Regions from separate parts of the Homo sapiens genome. Here region 2 is linked to region 1. A link is a loop called in an ENCODE intact Hi-C map of the cell type or tissue named here. Cell type or tissue: Calu3. All regions are shown on one strand. Links, peaks and the distances in the headings refer to the core of each region. The heading gives the core; the rest is flanking DNA. Region 1 overlaps LOC107984696 (a long non-coding RNA gene). Region 2 overlaps LOC105370658 (a long non-coding RNA gene).

Region 1 (9,634 bases), core at 2,412-4,911:
CTCCAGCCCCATTTTGATTGCCAGACGATTGACAAAATAATTTGTACCCGTCGATGCTCATGAAGGGAATTTTTACAATGGATTTGCCAAGCAGATTTTTAATTTTAATCAGTAATGAAAAAATGACAACATGGATCACAACAAGACATCAGTTGCTGAACGGGCTTTGCAGTCCCTGTCAGGCAGCCTCTGTCAGGAAGCCGCACCTCCGTGAGCATCAATCACTCGTTTCAAACTCCTGTACATCTTCAGGATTTAATTAGACATTTAAGTTCTTTACCCGCAATTTGCAAAACTGTCACTTACCAAAAGTGCAAGACGCTAAAAAATATTCCGCGTGAGTCCTGTGGGACTGTTTATCTCCTTCCTGGGAGAGGATTAGAAGTTAATATTTGGACACACACCCTCCGACCAAAAAATATTATATATATTATATATATATATATATATATATACACACATATATACATCCTCACTCAGCTACTATGCCTGACCCACAGCTACAGATATTTTCAAAGAGCAAAAAAGTAAAAGATCAATGATTGTGGTGAAAACCAACCCCAAACTCTCCGTGGAAGGACAAGAGGAAGAGAGTGGGTGAGACGGAGGTTTATTCTTTTTGTCAAGAACTTATTCTAAGACGGTCTTGATCTTACTGACTTGCTGTGGTCTGGAAAGCAGAACTTTAGAGAAATGTTGACGGACATGACCTTGAGCCAATTGGCTTTGCCTCTCCCAGCCTTCATTTCCTACCAACCTAGAAAATAAGTAAATAAGTAACCATCTCTTATTAATGAATTGCAACAATGCATATAAAGTCCCTGCGGAGTACGTCAATACAGGTTAACACCTTGCTTAAGAGGCACTGCCTCTCCATCAGCAAGCTGCAGAGAATCAGGAAACATCCCACCCATCTGAAGAGGGAGGCGGATGGACACTGGGAATGCCACAGGGACATGAGATCGAGGGACAGGTCAGCATCTCAGCCTACTGTGGCAGGAACCAGGCTGCTGCCAGCCAGCTCTGCTAGCTGGCCCTGTGACCACCTGTCCCAGAATCGCCAGCCAGCAGCTGTGACCAAAGGCAACCACGACATATAGTGTATTTTGCTGTCTGGGGCTTTCACCTTCCACCTTCAAAAGCCCCTGAAGCTGTGTTTGCTTTGAAATCGTTGGGGCTTGGAGCTTTGGGCCTTTTGTTCTGTTTGGTTTTCTGGTCAAGATTGAAGGGACATATTCTTGGTTTAATTTTTCAGGGCTGGGAAAGTGGGTTGGAGGATGAATCTTCCAAGGTTTGCCTGGACTCTTGGCTCAGTTGCGTCACTCCCAAACCAGAGCAGGAAATAAATAAGGCCTTCTCCTTTAAGAGAACCTTGGCTTCCCAAGGCACATTATTGAAATGAGTATAAAAGGTGGATTGTGAAAAAGTCATTACTCACAGATAAGAAATGCACTCCAGGCGAAGCTGAGGAGCACAGACTTATTTTCTAGCTGAAGTTTCTTTCAAGTGATCTTCACTCTCCACCCCTAAAAGTGGTGGGATGGGTATGAAGGGGCTTAGAAAGGTTGTTTTCACCTTTCATGCAAGTCCAGGATGGTGAATGGCCGAACTGCAAGCCTTAAGCCAATTTACTAGTCAACATGGACAAAATGGACTTTGTAAACCCGCCCCTACCAGGATTACCTGTTCCCACAGGGTAAATCCCCACTGCTCTGCTGCAGGAGACAGACAAACGCTGTCTGCTTATCCCATTAGCCTTTCTTCATCTTTGCATCCAAATAACCTCCGGGCCTTTCCCGGAAGGACATAACCTGTCCTGTCTGTACTGCAGACTCACAGAGCCCAAAATCCCATGATGCAAGAGTCAGCAGGAACTGAGGCTTGGCAAGTCTGGGGCTGGGACTCTGAGGCCAGGATTCGGGCGCTAAACCACTGTGTGACACTAGGAAGCCATCGCCCCTCTCCCAGACTCAGCTCCCCAGCCTGAAACCCAAAGGAGCTGGCTGCGACGACCACTAAAACGCCTTCAACCCACTCTATGAAATCATGACCTTGGGTGAAAAAATGTTAATGTAGAGAAAAGCAAAATGAAATAAACACAGGTTTTAGAATCAGCAGACCTAGGTTCAAATCCCAACCCTGCCACAAGTTTCTGCATGCGTTTGCGTGTGTGTGTGTATGTGTGTGTGTATTTGTATAGCAATCGTTCTGCACCCACTGCACCCATAGGGTCACCTCCTCCAAGAAGACCTCCCTGATGCCTCTTTCCCTAGGCTGGGGGATAAAGGAGGTAGGGCCTCTAGGGAGTGCTTGACTCACAAGTCCCCGCCCCCACCTGGTTGTTCTGCCAAGGCTCCATCCTGGGCAAGGCTGGTTCCAGTTTGGGGGCACTTTTCATTTCACATTTCTGGGTGAGCCTTTCCTGGCTCTATGGCCTCTATCACTTTCGCCTCTATCCACCTACGCCTGTGACTCCCTTTAGAGGACAGGCCTGGGCTACCTGAGCTACCCTAGCTGCATTCAGAGAGCCCAAGCGCCCCCAAGTTTAAGAGCCCTGGTGAGGCCCTGGGGCCACCAGCTCCTTGCCTAAACTCGGGACAAGCTCTGAGGCACAATTTACAATTTATACCCCCAGAGCTCCCCCAGGAGATCAGGCTGAGACTGGAAGTGTCCCTGAAATCTCACCCTCTGTGGCTGAGTCCCCTGACCTCTTCTTCACCCCCTACCTCCACCCCTTACTGGTTTCTTCTGGAAGTGCATCCTAATAAACCACCCAACACAGGAGTCCTTGTCTCAGGATTTGTCTGGGACAACCAAAGCTAAGACAACCTGATTGCTAATGAAGGGTGCGGCTCATAGTAGGTGCTGCTCAATAAGCATTTGTTGAATGAATGAATGGATGGATGAGTGGATGAATGAATGAATGAATATCCCTCAGGCTTAATAAGTGTCCAGTGGAAAAGTGAATCATTTCATAGAGCTGGAAAGCCAGAAAAGGCCAGGCGAGGTCTTCTAGAAGTCCTCCCTGGAAGACAGGCTCCGTGAGAGTGGAGATTTGTACCTGTTCTTACTGCATCCACAGTGCCTGGCCCATCGTGAGCTCTCAACAAATAGTTACTGACGGGATGAGTGGATGTGGTTTACCCCTCTGCTGCTCCGGCAAGTTCCACATCCTCCAGCTACACACCTACTCCATTCCAAAAGCCACCCTGGGACCCGGCATTCCCACCTCCCGGTGCTAAACAGAGCCTGGGCATCCTTCCTTCCAGATCAGAGCCTGCCACCTTCAACCAAGACTACACCAAGAGGAAGACAGAGAACAGCTATTCCCATCCCAGCAAAAGAGGGTTCATCCTCCGCAGCCTCAAAAGACGCCCTGGGCGGCCTCACCCCGGGTGACCTCCCTTACCCTGTGGGAACAATGGCTGGGCAGAGCCACTCTAGCCTCTGTGGGCCGGGCGGGCGGGTCGGCAGGTTCACACGCTTCAGACGTGAGTGTGAGCACCCTGCATAATAGGGCTTTGTCCCGGCTCCTGGGAGCCAGCGTCTGCAGAGCCCTGGCGGCGGAGGGCGGTGGAGGGCGGCGGCCCACGTACACAACGGCGCCTTCCAGCTCTGGGAGGCTTGCTCCAGAGCCTGGAAACACGCGGGGCTTCCCAGGAGGAGAGGCGGTCCCAGGGCCACCTGCCAGTGCCCTCCCTAGGCTTGGGGCTAAAGGAGCACAGGGAATGTCAAATAACAGCCTTAGTCCATGACCATTTGCAAAGAGAGATGTGACAAGGACCTTAATGGAGAGGTAGACAATAGCTGTCCACTGAGTGCTTCCTGTATACCAGGTTCTGTGTCTATTCCTTACCTCAGCCTCCACTCTGGGGGCTGTGCTATCACAACTACTCTACCGACGGGCAGGCTGAGGCTCTGAGCAGTAAAGTAACTTGATCACAGTTGCCAAGACCCCAAGTCTCTGCCTTCAAGGCCAGTGTTCATTCCCCTTCCCAAGACCCTTGGAGCCCCACTCCCAGCCCCCACCTCCCTAAACAACCACCCACCTCTCACCTCTGCCAGAGCAGACACAGTTTGGATCCCAGCAGTACCCCAGCCCAGCCCAGCCCACCCCACTCCAGACCAGACCAGGCCAGCCCAGACCAGCCTAGTCCAGACCAGACCAGGCCAGCCCAGACCAGCCTAGTCCAGACCAGACCAGTCCAGCCCAGACCAGCTCAGCCCAGCTCAGCCCAGACCAGACCAGACCAGCTCAGACCCAGCCCAGCTCAGCCCCAGCCCCAGCCCAGACCCAACCCAACCCAGCCCAGCCCAGCCAAGTCCCAGCTTCAGCCTCAGCCCAGACCAGACCAGATCAGCTCAGCCCCAACCCAGCCTCAGCCCCAGACCAGACCAGATCAGACCAGACTTAGCCCAGTCCAGCCCAGCCCAGTCCAGTCTAGCCCAGCCCGAGCTCACCCCAGCCCAGCCCCAACCCAACCCAACCCAACCCAGCCCAGCCCCAACCCAACCCAACCCAGCCCAGCCTAGCCCTAACCCCAGCTCAGCTCAGCTCGGTTCAGATCACCTCAGCCCCAACCCAGCCTCAGCCCCAGACCAGACCAGGCCAGATCAGACCAGACCTAGCCCAGCTCAACCCAGCCCAGCTTGGCCCAGCCCAGGCCAGATGAGACCAGCCCCAGCCCAGCCCAGCCCCAGCCCAACCTCAACCCAACCCAGCCCAGTCCAGCCATAGCCCAGCCCTAGCCCAGCCCAGCCCAGTCCAGTCCAGTCCAGTCCCAGCTCACCCCAGCCCAGCCCCAACCCTACTTAGCCCAGCCCTAACCCCAGCCCAGCTCAGCTCAGTTCAGCCCAGCCCAGCCCAGTCCAGCCCCAGCCCAGCCCCACTGTTTTACCCTCCTTCAGCCAGAGTCTTGCAGAGCATGGGAAACTTTCTACAAAACTCTTTTTTCATTGGCCATTCACCTGCCAGGTGCCCTGTGATACTTTCTCTTCTCCTGAGATGGTGAAGGAAAGGCTCCCAAATCCAGCCTCTCCAAGGCCGAATCCTCTCTCTTCACCAGCCACCAGCAACGACTCCCAGGGGACGGACGCTCACTCAGTGGCTCTCCCTGCAGGTATCGCTGATGTCAGTGACTGCCCCAGGCTGATGGGGGACAATAGAACTGGAGGCTCACCACCAGCCTCTCCTAGAGGCCCAGCCTCTGTGTCCACAGATGCAAGGACAGGCTGAGACTTGCCCAAGGCCATGGACACTGACAGTGGCCCAGCCCAAGGCAGCCCCTTGTTCTCCTGCACCATCTGTGTCAGGCATTTCTTCATACCCATGTGCACTTGGAGGGGCATCCACAATGTAAGTGATATTTTATATAAGTCTGGGGACTAAGAATAGAGATCTTTACCAATAGCAGACTGTAGAAGACATAATGTGATCACTGCAGTACAAGGGTGGTGTGGCAATCTGAGTGTTAGAAGCAGAAAGACCTGGGCTCAAGTTACAGCTTTACCACTCTCTAGCTGTGTGACCTAGGGTGAGTTCCTTAACCTCTCTGAGCCTCTGCTGTGTCATCTTTATTTTGGGCAGAGTATCATGCCCACCTTGTAAGTAATTCTGTTGTGAGAATTATATGAGGGAGTGTCCCTGACACATGACAAACATTCAGTGAAGGTTTTCTATTAATATTACTACTGACCACTTTCCTCCTCCTCATGGTTCAAGGTCCCATCTGCCACTTATTGGCTGGGGACTTACACAAGTTGGTTAAGCTCTCTGAGCCTCAGTTTCTTCATCTACAGAACGAGAGTAAAAGCTCCATGCTATGGAAGTATACGAGAACTGCCCGGGTGCAGTGGCTCATGCCTATAATCCCAGCACTTCGGGAGGCCAAGGCGGACAGATCACCTGAGGTCAGGAGTTTGAGACCAGCCTGGCCAACATGGTGAAACCCCATCTCTACTAAAAATACAAAAATTAGCCAGGCATGGTGGCGGGAGCCTGTAATCCCAGCTACTCAGGAGGCCAAGGCAAGAGAATCACTTGAACCCAGGAGGCAGAGATTGCAGTGAGCTGAGATCGTGCCATTGCACTCCAGCCTGGGCAACAAGAGCAAAACTCCATCTCAAAAAAAAAAAAAAAAAGAATGTGAGGACTAAACAAGATAGTGTATGTGAGTGTTCTTAGCTTGGCTTAGTTTGGAAGCAAACCATACTATCCGCTTCCGATATGTTTGCTTACTTCTTTCATTCAGCAGATCAGCGTGACATTTTCAGTCCTCTAAGATAAAAAATAATGCCAATAATTAATGGCCCCCACTGACTGTGTGCTGTGTCTGCTCCCAGATGCAGCAATGGCACGTCTCAGGAGCTCCTGACTCAGGGTTCAGTGACATCCTTTGGTGGCTTGAAATTGGCCATGGTGGAAGTATTTACACCAAAGAAATTGGCAAACACTACAAACCAGAATTTTTTTCAGATAGCTGGTTGTTACATGCTTGCCAGCCCACCATTGCTCATGGTCATCATTTCCTTTCCCCCACAACAACCTGAGATGCCTGTAAGAATTGGACACCTTCCAGTCAGAAAGCATACAGCAGACACACCAGCCTTGGGTCTATGAGGCCCCATTTCACAGATTAGTCAATTCAGGTTCAGGAGGACTAGGCTCCAAGCAGAGCTGGATCCCACTTCTCAACACATTTCTGAGTCCTCCTGCAGAGCGACAGGAGGCAATTAAAATGACAGGGACCATTGAAAGGCCCCAAGAAAATATACACTGACTGCCCCATGAAGCATGGCAACTCCTAAACCAAGCGAGGCAAGGCTGGTGCCAGCACCCAGAGGACACTATCTCTGAGAGCACCCAAAACCCAATCCATTCCACCAAGAGCAGCCAAGGGAACAGACCAGGCTTCCAGGGACAGCTTATCTGCAGGAACTATCATCTGTGTGTGCACACCAGAAATATAGAAACGGCCCTTCCCTTCAGCCAGTGGCTGTCTGCTGGCCACAGGTAGGGAAGTACCTGCTCAGAGAAAGATGCCAACACCCAATGTGTCACTCAAGCCCCTGGAGGACACTCAGCTCCTCCTGGCCTCACACCAGCTCCCCTTGCAGGCTCCCTGACTCTCTCTCCATGCTCACATCCAGCATGGATAGGTCAGGCCTCCCTGGGTTGGATGGCCTATGCTCAGAGACCCCCTGGTCTTCCTCCCTGTCCTTCCCTCAGTGCACGGTTCTTGGGTTTGTATCTGACCGGCTCTCCCCATCCTCCTTTTCTTCCTTTCTCTTTTCATCTTTTTCCTTCTCCTCCTCTTGTCTCCTCCATCCTAGTAGCTCATATTTGGTGAACACTGAACTCTACAGCAGGTTCTAAGCCAAGTTTTCAAGTCCCTTATGACACCTCCTCATCCCAGAACTTTAGGAGGCAGGCATTGCTATTAAGTCCCAATTCTACAGTCTGAAGAGGTTAAATAACTTAGTTGAGGTCACTTAGCTCATCAACAGAAGAATGACTCCAGGGCCCAAGATCCCTCAATAAAGAACCAACTAATACATATTTGTCAAATGAGTGAATGTGAATGAATTTTTTTAAGCCCAGATCTGATCTTGTTCCTGCCCTGGGCAAAACCGTTCTAGGCTGCATGGCCTTCAGACTTAAGTGGCCTTCAGGCTGGAGCCCAAGCCGCACTGTGGGCCCCAGCCTGCCTGCAGCCTCCTCTCCCCAAGTGTCCACATGGCACCCATGGCCCTGTCAGGGCACTGTGGCAGCCTTCTAGGTCAACCATACTTCCTGAACTCGGCACATGGTCAGCCAGACAGTGTCCTCCCTCCACCCACCTCCCCGCTCTAGCAAACTCCAGCTCAGTCCTTCCCTCCTGCCTGCATGTGGCTTCCCATAAAGGCTTCTCAGATCTTCCTGAGCAGATTCAGCCACTACTTCTCTTCTTCCAAGGTACCTCGCTCCCACTCCTTTGCAGGGGTCCACGGACTTCCTGCCTCCCTCTGGGCCTGGGAGTCTTTATGTCATGTGTTGAATTGCATCCCAAAAAATTCATATGGAAAGTCTTACCCCAGCGCCTCAGAATGTGACCTTCTTTGGAGACAGAGTCTTTACAGAGGTAGTAATTAAAATGAGGGAATTAGGGTGGGCCCTAATCCAGTATGACTTGTGTCCTTATAAGGAGGAGAAACTTGGGGACAGACACACACAGGGAGAAAGCCACATGAGGATGGGGACTGCCATCTACAAGAAGAGAGGCCTGGAACAGATTCTCCCTCACAGCTTCAGAAGGAACCAACCCTGCTGACACTTTCACCTTGGACTTCCAGCCTCCAGACTGTGAGAAATAAATATCTCTTGTTGAAGCCCCAGTTTATGGTACTAGGTCATGGCAGCCCAAGGAACTTACACACCCAGAAACCCAAACTTGCCTGTCACCTTTGTATACATCCTGCTCAGGGCTGCAGCTGGGAAGGGAGACTACTGAGCAAACCAAAGGGTGAATAAACCCAGGAATACCACGTCCTGAGGGCAGACTAATTGCTAATGGATTTTTAAACCAACTCAATCTGACCACTGAGGTGTTTTCCCTCTGCTGGCCAGCAATTTTCACATAATACACCCTGGCAAAGAAAAGTGGGATGTAAAGCAGGGAGCTTCACTCGATCTAATCCAAGAGCAATTATTGAGCACCTGTTGCATACCTGGAACAGGCTGCCCTGGGTCCAACACGCTCCACCACAATAAAAGGCCTTTCAGCATGTGCTCACATGCACACACACACACACACACACACACACACACCATTCGTATAAAGAATTTTTAGTTTCAAATGCTTCGTCTCCTACATGTTTCTTAAACGTTTGAGGTTTTTGTTTGTTTGTTTGTTTGTTTGTTTGAGACAGAGTTTCCCTCTTGTTGCCCAGGCTGGAGTACAATGGCATGATCTTGGCTCACTGCAACCTCCGCCTCCTGGGTTGAAGCGATTCTCCTGCCTCAGCCTCCCGAGTAGCTGAGACTATAGGAGTGCGCCACCACGCCCAGCTAATTTTTTGTATTTTTAGTAGAGACAGGGTTTCACCATGTTGGTCAGGCTGCTCTAGAACTCCTGACCTCAAGTGATCCACCCGCCCGAGCCTCCCAAAGTGCTGGGATTACAGGCATCATCTACCACACCTGGCCAACTTTTGACTTTTATTGTGCTAGTTTCTCACCTAACCTAACCAAGCTTCGAACTCACTGGGCACATTGAGTCGTGTTACGTTTAAAAGGCCAATGATGTTTCATGACATTCCACACAGCACATCTCCATTCTTTCTTTTTTTAACTTGACAACCTCAGGAGTTTCCAAACTGCACTTAAAAACATATTTTTGTTTGTTTTGGGGAGATAAATAGGAGTTGACATTCACTCACCAGCTCAAGTTCATTCACCGTTACTGGGGGCTGAGCATACAGAGCAAAGGAAACCACCAAGAGCAAGAATCACTACACAAGACCAACCTGCCAGGGCCTCCGATGTGCCAGGGCCTGCTCCAGGCACCGAGCGGAGGGCAGTGAGTACAGCCAAGCCCTTGTCCCGTATCTGCCTGGACCCTGCCCATGGCTCCACATAGCCTCTAAGTGCCGGGCA
Region 2 (9,634 bases), core at 4,836-7,335, 250 kb before region 1:
AAGAATTCCTTGCATCCCACAAACATGTACGGAATAACCACCGTGGGTCAAATTTGTCTTCTTTTTTCTTCTCTTTAATTCATTGTTCAATTACAATCAGAAACTTCTTAAGCTGGCAAAGAGGGAGGGAACTTTCAGTCCCATATGGGTGGTTGAAGATGGACCCCGAAGTGGGGTCTGGGTGTAGCTCCAATGCTGTCTTCCTCTCACTGGAACCCTCTGGCAACTATCTTCTACTGACTTGGTGTTAGCTTCGCACATGTGTAAAACAAGGGGGCTCTAATTAAATGGTATCTAAAGTATTTTTCAGCTATGGCATGATAATTGGGAAGGATTCAGGGAGGGAGAGAAAGACAGAAAACACACAGTGTTAGCAGTAAGCTAGATCCTTCGTATGCTATCTGCTCCAAGTTGCCTTACGAGTTAGCAGCGGCCATCCCATTTTACAGAGGAAGAGACTGAGGCGCCGAGGCTGCATGGCACGCTGCAGTAGTTCTCCCAGCACGGACAGCATGGAGAAGTCCGAACATAGGTTTATGACTTCAAAGTTCATGGTACTCCTTCCACTGCACAAATATTTTTCTCTTTCTCATTTTAATGCTTTCCATCTTATTAAATTCCATTTAGAGGAAAATATACTCAGGCTTTAGATAACTGACAACCTGTTTGAAAAGTGGTTCTATTAGGAAATTACTGGAAAGGATGTCATATCCACCCTTCTGAAAATCTCAATGCCGGCTTATGACTTTCTACTTTAATAGGGCAGCATAGGGAACCTGGAAACCGGTGGGCTTTGACAGGTCTAGAACCATGAGTTTGCCCGGCTCAAAGATAGCGGCTTAAGCTGTGGTTAGCCCATTGACCTGATTCACAGGTCCTCACTGGGGAGAAGTGGAGTTAAGGCTTTGGCACTAAAGAAAGCAGTGATGTGACAGTCCAATTATTGAACCTGACAGACAGAAGAAGCAGACAGAGGGGGCTGAGCCTGGCACTGACCAGGGTGCACCCTGTCTTGTACACTGTCACTGGTCTACATGCTGAAGGACTTCCCAGACATGTTCCCAAAACGTGGTGGGTTTAAATTTGAAAACATTGAGGAGGGGAGGGAAGAGACAGGGGAAGGAATCTGTGAGATAGTGATACTATCGTCAGGGTGAATTTTTTTTTCCAAAAGCTCCTGGCAAACATAACTTTTTCAAAGGATGACACTGAATACACAGAAGATTAATAATAGCTGCGATCAATGTATTGAAGGGCTGCATTGGGAGACATTCCTTCTGCTTGCCACAAAAACTCCATGAAAAAGCATTGTTTTCCCCAATTTAAAGATGCAGAGACAGGCTGGGCGCCTTGGCTCACTCCTGTAATCTCAGCTCTTTGGGAGACTGAGGTGGGGCAGATCACTTGAGGTCAGGAGTTCGAGACCAGCCTGGCCAGCATGGTGAAACCCTGTCTCTACTAAAAATACAAAAATTAGCCGGGCGTGGTGGTGGGCACCTGTAATCCCAGATACTTGGGAGGCTGAGGCAGGAGAATCACTTGAACCTGGGAGGCGGAGGTTGCAATGAGTCAAGATTGTGCCACTGCATTCCAGCCTGGGCTACAGAGTAAGACTTCATCTCAAAAAAAAAAAAAAAAAAATGCAGAGACAGAGGCTTACAGAGAGTACATAGTCTTCCCCAAGTCGCAAAGTTAATAAATGGCATTAAAATTCTGTCTTCTTGATACTGAGCCCATGACATTTCCAGTGGTCATCGTGACTGCTGTGGTACCCAAATGACTTGAAAAAGAGCATATTCGGGTTTATAGCACACATGTACACACTCCTACACCGGCATACACAAACACACATACACACTATTTATTTGAACTTCCAAGATATTTATGATCTAAAAAACTGTAATAAGCTGTCAAAATTATTTCTTAAAAATAAAGGTGAGAATTTACCACCAACATACTTCACCAAAGAAACGTATAAATGATGTACATAATTGAGAAGGGAAAAGATGCAGCAATGAGGTCTGAGATACAAGAAGGAACCATGAACAAGATTGGAAAACACAAAAGGAAAATCTAAGCAAACGCCAATTGAGTTCAACAATAATAATGCTAATGGATATGATTAAATATAATATAAAACTACGTTTCTGGAAAACAACAGAGTAGAGTGGCTGCTTCCATCCTAAGGATGTCATCTTCCTGTGTATCCTCTTGGTAGGTAAAGACCAGCTAGAGAGGCTCAAGATTTTATAGGGAAAACAACATTCAGTAGGCTCAGAAGTAAGACACAAACTATGGGAAACCTTACACATATTTGTGTGTTTACTGAAATAGAACGCATTTTGTAGATGAAGACATCTAAATAAAGAAAAGAGCAGTGAAAGTTTGTGTTACTTGCCTTAGCAATAATTGGTACTTTACTAGTCAGGTTTCACAAAATGAAAGCCCCATGAGGACAGCAGGGACTGTGTCTCGCTCCCATCTACATTCCAGTTCCCAGGCAAGAAGCTGGCAAAGTCAGTGCTCAAAAGGTGTTTCTGAATTAATATACGAATTCTATTGATTAACTTCGAATTCTCCTCCCGGGAAGACGCATACATCTGCCAGAGTTTTCTCTGTGGAAGTTCCTGCTGATCCGATGTGTTGGCACCATCACTGGCATACGAACTCCAGAAATTAGTGCTTCCATTTACTCTGATACATCTGGCAAGAATATGCATTCAGGTGCCAAGGCAAGAACTGACTCGCAAGGCTCCCGCCCTGGACACAGAAGAAACCTTCTGTGACTTCTATCCAACGTATATGGAAGGGCCACCAGAATTTCTTCTTCTTCTTCCTGCGTTTCTATGTTAACACCTGTTGCTCTCTTCCTGGCCACCAGAATGGTGTCCATGTGCACAGGAGAATGGCCAGAGGACCAGCCTAGCGGCCCGATACTTCCACCATGTGCGCCGTGCTGTCCTGTTCCAGGCACTGAACACCTTCCACATGGTTGGTCAGAGGTGGTTTCCTGGGGTTCAACATGCACAGTTGAACAGGGCCCTGTGCTTAGAAGGACCCTGATCTTGGTTTAATGCTCTGATGTCACCATCTTGAAATTCTTAATTTTTGAACAAGGGACTCAGCATTTTCATTGTGCACTGGGTCCCACAAATGATGTAGCAGGTCCTGTGCTTGGCACTCTACTTAGCCCTCATTTCCCAAAGATACATCAAGTCTTCCAGGGAAGACCCTGCAGTTTTATCCACAACTCAGACATGTGAGCAAGCAGTACAGATACCGAAAAAAAAAAACCTCCTCTCCTCCAGCTGCCTGAACTGGTCCCCCAAATGCTATTTCCTTGGGGCCCCTACTCACCCCTCCTTGTGGCAGTAACTCACGTCAGACCCTCCTCCTGGCAGGCCGCCCCCGCTCAGCTCTCAGGTTCCTCATCTCATCCCACAGCCCACCTGTTTACAGCGACCCCAATCGAGCGTGGGCTGTCTCCTTTCTTGGCCTCCCTCTAGCTTCCTTCCTGGACCTGCAGAAGTTAGCTCAGGGGCTGTTTCCTCTAGGACTCCTTCTCTGACTTCCATAGTATGGTCAAATCACCCTTTTCTGTCCTCCCACAGTGCCCTTGGCTTTCCTGCTTTCCGTCTGTTTTGACAGCACTCCCATTCCCTACAGTCACGCCTAGAGCATGTGTCAGTCTTCCCCAGCAGATTCTGAGCTCTTTGCAACAGGGATGATGCCTTTTCTCATTGGAACCCTGATGCCTGGCAGGACCACAGTCATTGTTTGTGGAGTAAAGTGGTGAGGAGCAAGACTCTTTGGCAGGTTCCCTCGTGTACAGGGCATAACAGGAAAAACAGCCACCCAGGGACGCACCTTGCTTTGGTGCCCACATTGAGATCTGCTCACACGTTGACCTCGACTTGGCCATACTTCCCTGGAAGGGAAGCCATCTTTGCAGACAGTCCTCTGTCTCCCGGCAAAGGCGCTTTCCCCACCAATACCCCCTATTGTGGAATCAGATTTTCAACGCCCGTCCCACTGCTGAATCTGAGCCCACTTGTCACCTCTGTCTGGGCCACACACAGAGTCTAACGCCTTGTTTTCTCCTACAGGCGGCTGCCTCCTGAAGCAGGGATCTCCTCTGTCTTTGGCGCAACCCAATGTATACTCTGAAAGCTCTCAGAAATGCCATTAATTATAATAATAGTGACACTCTGTACTTTTATAGCCTCTTTCATCAGAAGATCTCTGAGCACTTAAAAAATATTATCTCATTAATCCTCACAACACCCTCGTGAGACAGCTGGCAGGTAAACCTATCCCAGTTTATCAGGAAAGGGAACGGAGACAGAAAGATGATGGTTAGAGAAGGGACTAGGATCAGACAAAGAGATGGAAGCACTTGGGACCTTGCACCCAAGCTGGCTGCATCATAAACCCAGTCCATGGACCAGCTGGACATGTGCATTCTATAAAAATGTATCTGCATCGCATGAGTGAGTAATGGACATGTCTGACATTTCATTGGTGTTTAGGAGATGGTATCAAATCACTGACATCTTCAAAAGTCACCCTTTTGTTTCTCAGCAAATACTTCCAGAGCATATGCTCAACACCAGCTCCCACTGGCAATACAGATGGGCGAAGCTTATCAATAATGTTTAAGAATCCTTCTTCCTAAATTTATCTGAGCGCTAATGAAGCTTCCAGCAAAAAGGAAACAGTATAATCATATACGAATCCCAAGCCCCTTTCAACATCAGGAACACAAAGCAAGCACCTGAGAAAAAATATTAATTATGTCTTTTAACGAGGAATCAGGACTTCGTGCCACTGAGCCTTCGTTTACATTCCTAGCTCTGAGCTGAGCAGGATTTTGAAGTTATCTGGTCTAACCCTCTCATTTTGCAGAAGGGGAAAAAAGGAGCCTCGAAGATCTTGGGGGGATCCACCTGAGTCACAGTGAGTAGAGGGCAGAGGTCAGATGAATTTTTTTTTGTCTTTTTCTTCTTCTAAGAGGTGAAAGGTTTTTTTCTCTGCTATTTGGGAACACCCTTATTTATCAACATAAACACCAAAATACACCTTTGATAGCATTTGAGAAAGTTCTGGTAAACATAAGTCCTTTCATTTTTACTTCCAAAGAGTTGTGGGTGTTGAATTGAGGGGTGGGAGGGGGCAGGAAGCTTCCCGCCAGCCCTCAGTGAAGGGCTTTGGCCTGGGACACACACAGGCTAGGAGGAGAGAGCCTCCCTCTCTGAGTGAAACGAGCCCAGGAGCTCTAATGCATGCACAATGTATAATAGATACCTGTCTGGTATAATTAATTGTATTTTTCCTAAATTTAACATTGCTCGAAGGGGAAAATCATTTTGCTTGATAAAACCCCTCCTGCCACACAGCTTCTATGAGCTGGCCAGATTTAATTGCTACGATAAAAACCACAAGAAAGACCAGGTTCCCACTCAATCTATAACCACATCTACTAAAGAATAGCTTTAATCACCTCTGAAAGGGCGACCACAAGATAATTAAAGGGGAAGGGTGCTCATTGGGAATTATCCAGAAATATCAAATTTCCGTTTATCGCGAAGTTTGACTTAAAATATCTTGGCATGGCTTTGTTCCCAACCCCCACCCTGTTTTGAGTTAAGCCGTTGTGTTTCCCATTATTTAGTGGTGGAGGAAATGGGCCTGTTCCACAAGTCTATGTCCACTAACAGGTTGAAAGAGGGAAGGAGGCAACTGTCAGCTGAGAAGAGCATGGAGTTTGGGGAAGGCCACACAGAGACCAGAATTGTCTTTCCTCTATGACCTGTGTGCTGTGTGACCATGGGCAAGTGGCCTAACCTCTCTGAGCCTCCTTCCAAAAGTGAGGGTCATAGTGGTTATTCCACAGGATTATTTCAGCTGAACGCCCAGTATATCTGAATCCCTTTTCTTCTGCAGAATATCCACCCACCTCTAGAAACCAAACAAAATGCATAAAGGCCTGAAACCAATGGGGCAGATTATCTGAGGAGCTGTGAAGGAGTGGAGAGGACGAGGGCTGCGTGTGCCAGTGGGGTTGGCTTTCCAGGGCTTGATTGATTTTCTCCTTCTGTTGATGCTCTTCCACATTGCCCAGGGCAGGGCTCTGAGGGGCAGGCGCAGGAACCAGTGGAGCGACATTCTTGGCAGCCTGTTTGTGCTCCCAGCAGAGAGGCTTTGTTCTAGGCCCAAATTCCCAGGCCTCCCGCTGTCTGGGGAGGCTGCCCAGGAAGTGCACATCTGCCTGGCCTTCACCTCCCTGAGGCTCCCCCCGACCGGCCCCAAGTGCAAGCACAGGCTGAGTGCTTATCTAAACTCCTGGGACAGAAGAGACTATGCCCAGCACCTGAACCCCTGGAGGAGGGAAGCAGGGGACAGCTTGGTTTTTCCCTCACCAGGAAGAGAACACTGATACCAATTTGTATATTCATTGAGTTCTCCATCCATGTAACCCAGGTGGTCACTGTGCCCCTCCCCCACCCCCAGCTATTCACACTTAAACTTGTCCCAGGATTTCGAGAGTCGCAGCCCTGGGCCTATGAGCTCTGCTTGTCTCTGCAGCTCACTTCCTGCTTCTGTCTGCCTTGGTGCTCCTGCATGTAAATGCAATACCTACCCCTGCCTCCACCCCCAGCCCCAGTATCCAGTCATGAAGAATACTTGCTCCCTATTTTTAAAATAATCCACTTGTGTCTTCTATCATAGGTAGAATAATGTCCCTCCCAAACATATCCATGTCCTCATCCCTAGAACCTGTGAATGCTACTTCCTATGGTAGAATGAACTATGCCGATATGATCAAGTCAAGGATCTTGAGGAAAAAGATCCTGATGGTCTGGGTAGACCCAGCACAATCATGAGTGTCGTTATATAAGGGATGAAAGAAGACACAGGCTCAGACAGTAGGAGTTGTGACAATGGAAGTAAGCAGTGGTCCGAGTGATGCGAGGTGGGGATCTTGAGCCAAGGAAGGCAGGCGGCCTCTAGAAACTAAAAAAGGCAGGGAAAAGGATTCTCACCTGAACCTCCAGAAGGACCCATCCCTGCTGACAACTTGATTTTAGAATTCTGACCACCAGGGCTGTAAGAGAATAAATTTGTGTTGTTTTAAGTCACTGAGTTTATGGTAATTTGTTACAGCAGCAATAGAAAACATTACTCTCCAAAATTTGGGGAGCCATGCGGTCCATAGTGTCACATCCTGGAGTACCTGGCCTTCTATAAACAACCTCCCCACCCCGTTTCCTCCCCCATTTTCCCCAAGAGCATCAGGTGGAAGTGCTTTCATTGGCAGGGAAGGGAAAATCTAAGCGCCAGCGCCCATGCACCTAACTCATTATTTTCCCCACACAACCAGGGCGTGCAGGTCAACGTAGGCATGGTATGACGGCGGTTCTCAAAATTCTTCACTCAGGATGCCAAGGAGGCTGCTGTGACTTTACAAATTATATTGACACCAAATTCTAGAAGAAGGGGTTGGGCATGGTGCTAGATAGGTCAGATCAGAAAAGCAGAAGTTTTCCCCAAAGCCTCCAGAGCTGCCCTATCTTTTGGTCTCATTATCAAAACTGGGTCCCACAATCACCGCTTGTCTTCAAAGAAGACCAAAAATTAACAGGATGGGATGATCATATCTCGCTTAGTCCACATGTGATTCGTTGCCTTGACACACTGGTGTTGCAAACAAAATCCATTTTTATGAACAAGGAAAAAAATGTTGGGTGTGTGGATGTAGCAGACACATTGGTGTCCCCATGATCACTGCTCTCCTGCAGTGCACACCAGCCCAGCTTGCAGCTGTGCTCGTCTGCTAGGAGGAGGGAGAAGCTGGATGCTAAGAGACCTAGCCCTCCACGTAGATCTGTTCCCCCTGGGCCTCCACCATGATGGATGGACGATGGGGAATAGATCCCCAGGCTTTCTTCCCTACCTAGGTGGGATAGCTCAGAGATAGGCTCTGTGCTGTCTCCCAGGGTGCCCCATCAGGGTTAGCCTCTAGGTGTGTCCACAGGAAACACTTGCACAGAAATGACCTCGTTCTTGGCCACCTCCAGGAGGTCTCCCTGGACCACCCTCCAAACTATGTCCTTGCACACAATCCTCTGTCTCAGCATCTGCTTCTGAGGGGCCTCAAATCAAGACCGACAGTATTTTCATTTTCTCTCAGCCCCATCCTCATGCAGAAACTGGGGGTATCAATGCCTACCCCCAAATGGTCTTTCCAATGCAACTTCTCAACAGAGGTGAGGATTTTGTTACAAGGATTTCTTCCACAAGTTGCCTGAAAGTGAGAGTAAATGTCATTGCACGTGCATTTGTTTACCAATCAATCGCCGGGGGTCAACTGGACCCGAGTCCAGGCTGTTTGTGAGGTTTACTAAGGTATACCAGATATAATCCCCGCCTTCAAGGAACAGCCAAACTGGAAGAGAAGGGAGGAGAGGTGAGAAGACCAGGCAGCCCAGAGAAGAAGGGATTAAGCTTGCCTGACGGAGTCTCATTGGGAGCTGAATAGAAGATAGCGAGAAAGGGGTTATTTCAGCCCAGGCACAGCATAGAAAGGAGAAAGAGTAATGACAGAAGGAACTCGTGGCACAGCCTGCTGAGTGGTGCAGAAAGGTAGGGGAGAGTAGGGCACATACTGGGAGGAAGACAGAGCTGGGGAAGGCAGATGTATTTGGAGACACAACCCGCCCACCTCGAAGAGCTTCATCCTTCAGCTGAGTTCTAAATCCTGGTGTTCATGAAACCAGCCCACCTCTGGGTGAGGCGGGTATTACTGAACCCTTTCGTTTATACAACTATTTATAGGGTTTTGTAATATAGAGATTTGTATTAAATCTTCTCCACAAACTTTTCTGCCTATTTCTCAATGAGAAAGTAAACCTCAAAATGCCAGTCTTTCCTAAGGCCACGGAGATAACAGGTGAAACCTCCACCATTTGAACAGAAGCCTCACGTTCTTTTTAAGGGACTCTAGCCACCCTCCTTTCAACTGGGAAAACAAAGGGACAGAAGACAAAGAATCCATTTGCCTAACACACCTGGTTTCATTCATGGCAAGTCTCCATCTTTATGAAAAGTTATTTTATCTTCTTGCCAGGTGCTTCAAATTCTACTGTCCAATAGAAATATAATGTAAGCCACAATGTAATTTTTAATTTTCTAGTACCACATTTTTTTAAAAAGTAAAGCAAACAAGTACAATTAATTTTAATAATATATTTTAATTAACTCAAAATACCCCAAATATTATCATTTCAACATATATCAATACAAAAATCACTCATTATTAATGAGATACTTCTATTCTTTTATTTATACTAAGTTTTAAAAATTCAGTGTCTATTTTACACTCATAGCACATCTCCATTTGAACCAGCCCCATTTCAAGTGCTCACCAGCCACATATGGTAATGGCTGCCATATTGGAAAGGGCTTCCATATTGGACAGGACAGCTCTAGAATTGCATGTGAAATGGCAGAGTGGTTTGTGTCATGACTTGGAGTTGTGAGGTCCGGCTTGGCTTTCTCTCTTTATCTTTGTTTAAAGCCACATTGTGAGCTTTTCCAAATAGTCAAGAGTGGAGAAAATGGGATCATTATGCAA

The links. A loop is a pair of places that touch in the nucleus more often than their neighbours do. Peaks named below come from ENCODE experiments on the same cell type or tissue, not always from the same donor. Only the 100,000 strongest peaks of a DNase experiment are listed, where the experiment ranks them.
Region 2: it touches region 1 in a loop (2.6-fold over the local background); 1 of 110 quality-filtered maps calls a loop at or near these places.

Annotation. Positions count from the first base shown.
Region 1 is chr14:99,063,029-99,072,662 of GRCh38, forward strand. All of the region lies in intron 1 of LOC107984696 (a long non-coding RNA gene), which reads right to left. Among named protein-coding and RNA genes, the nearest start is that of BCL11B, 200 kb to the right of the region's middle. In Calu3, for the core only: no CTCF peak of the experiment used is centred there; DNase peaks (open chromatin) are centred at 2,653 and 3,523.
Region 2 is chr14:98,813,489-98,823,122 of GRCh38, forward strand. LOC105370658 (a long non-coding RNA gene) reads right to left here. Exons shown (of 4, transcript XR_944197.3): 2 at 9,069-9,142; 3 at 8,231-8,305; 4 at 6,699-7,105. Among named protein-coding and RNA genes, the nearest start is that of LINC02914, 110 kb to the left of the region's middle. RefSeq lists an enhancer at 6,040-6,637. In Calu3, for the core only: no CTCF peak of the experiment used is centred there; a DNase peak (open chromatin) is centred at 6,153.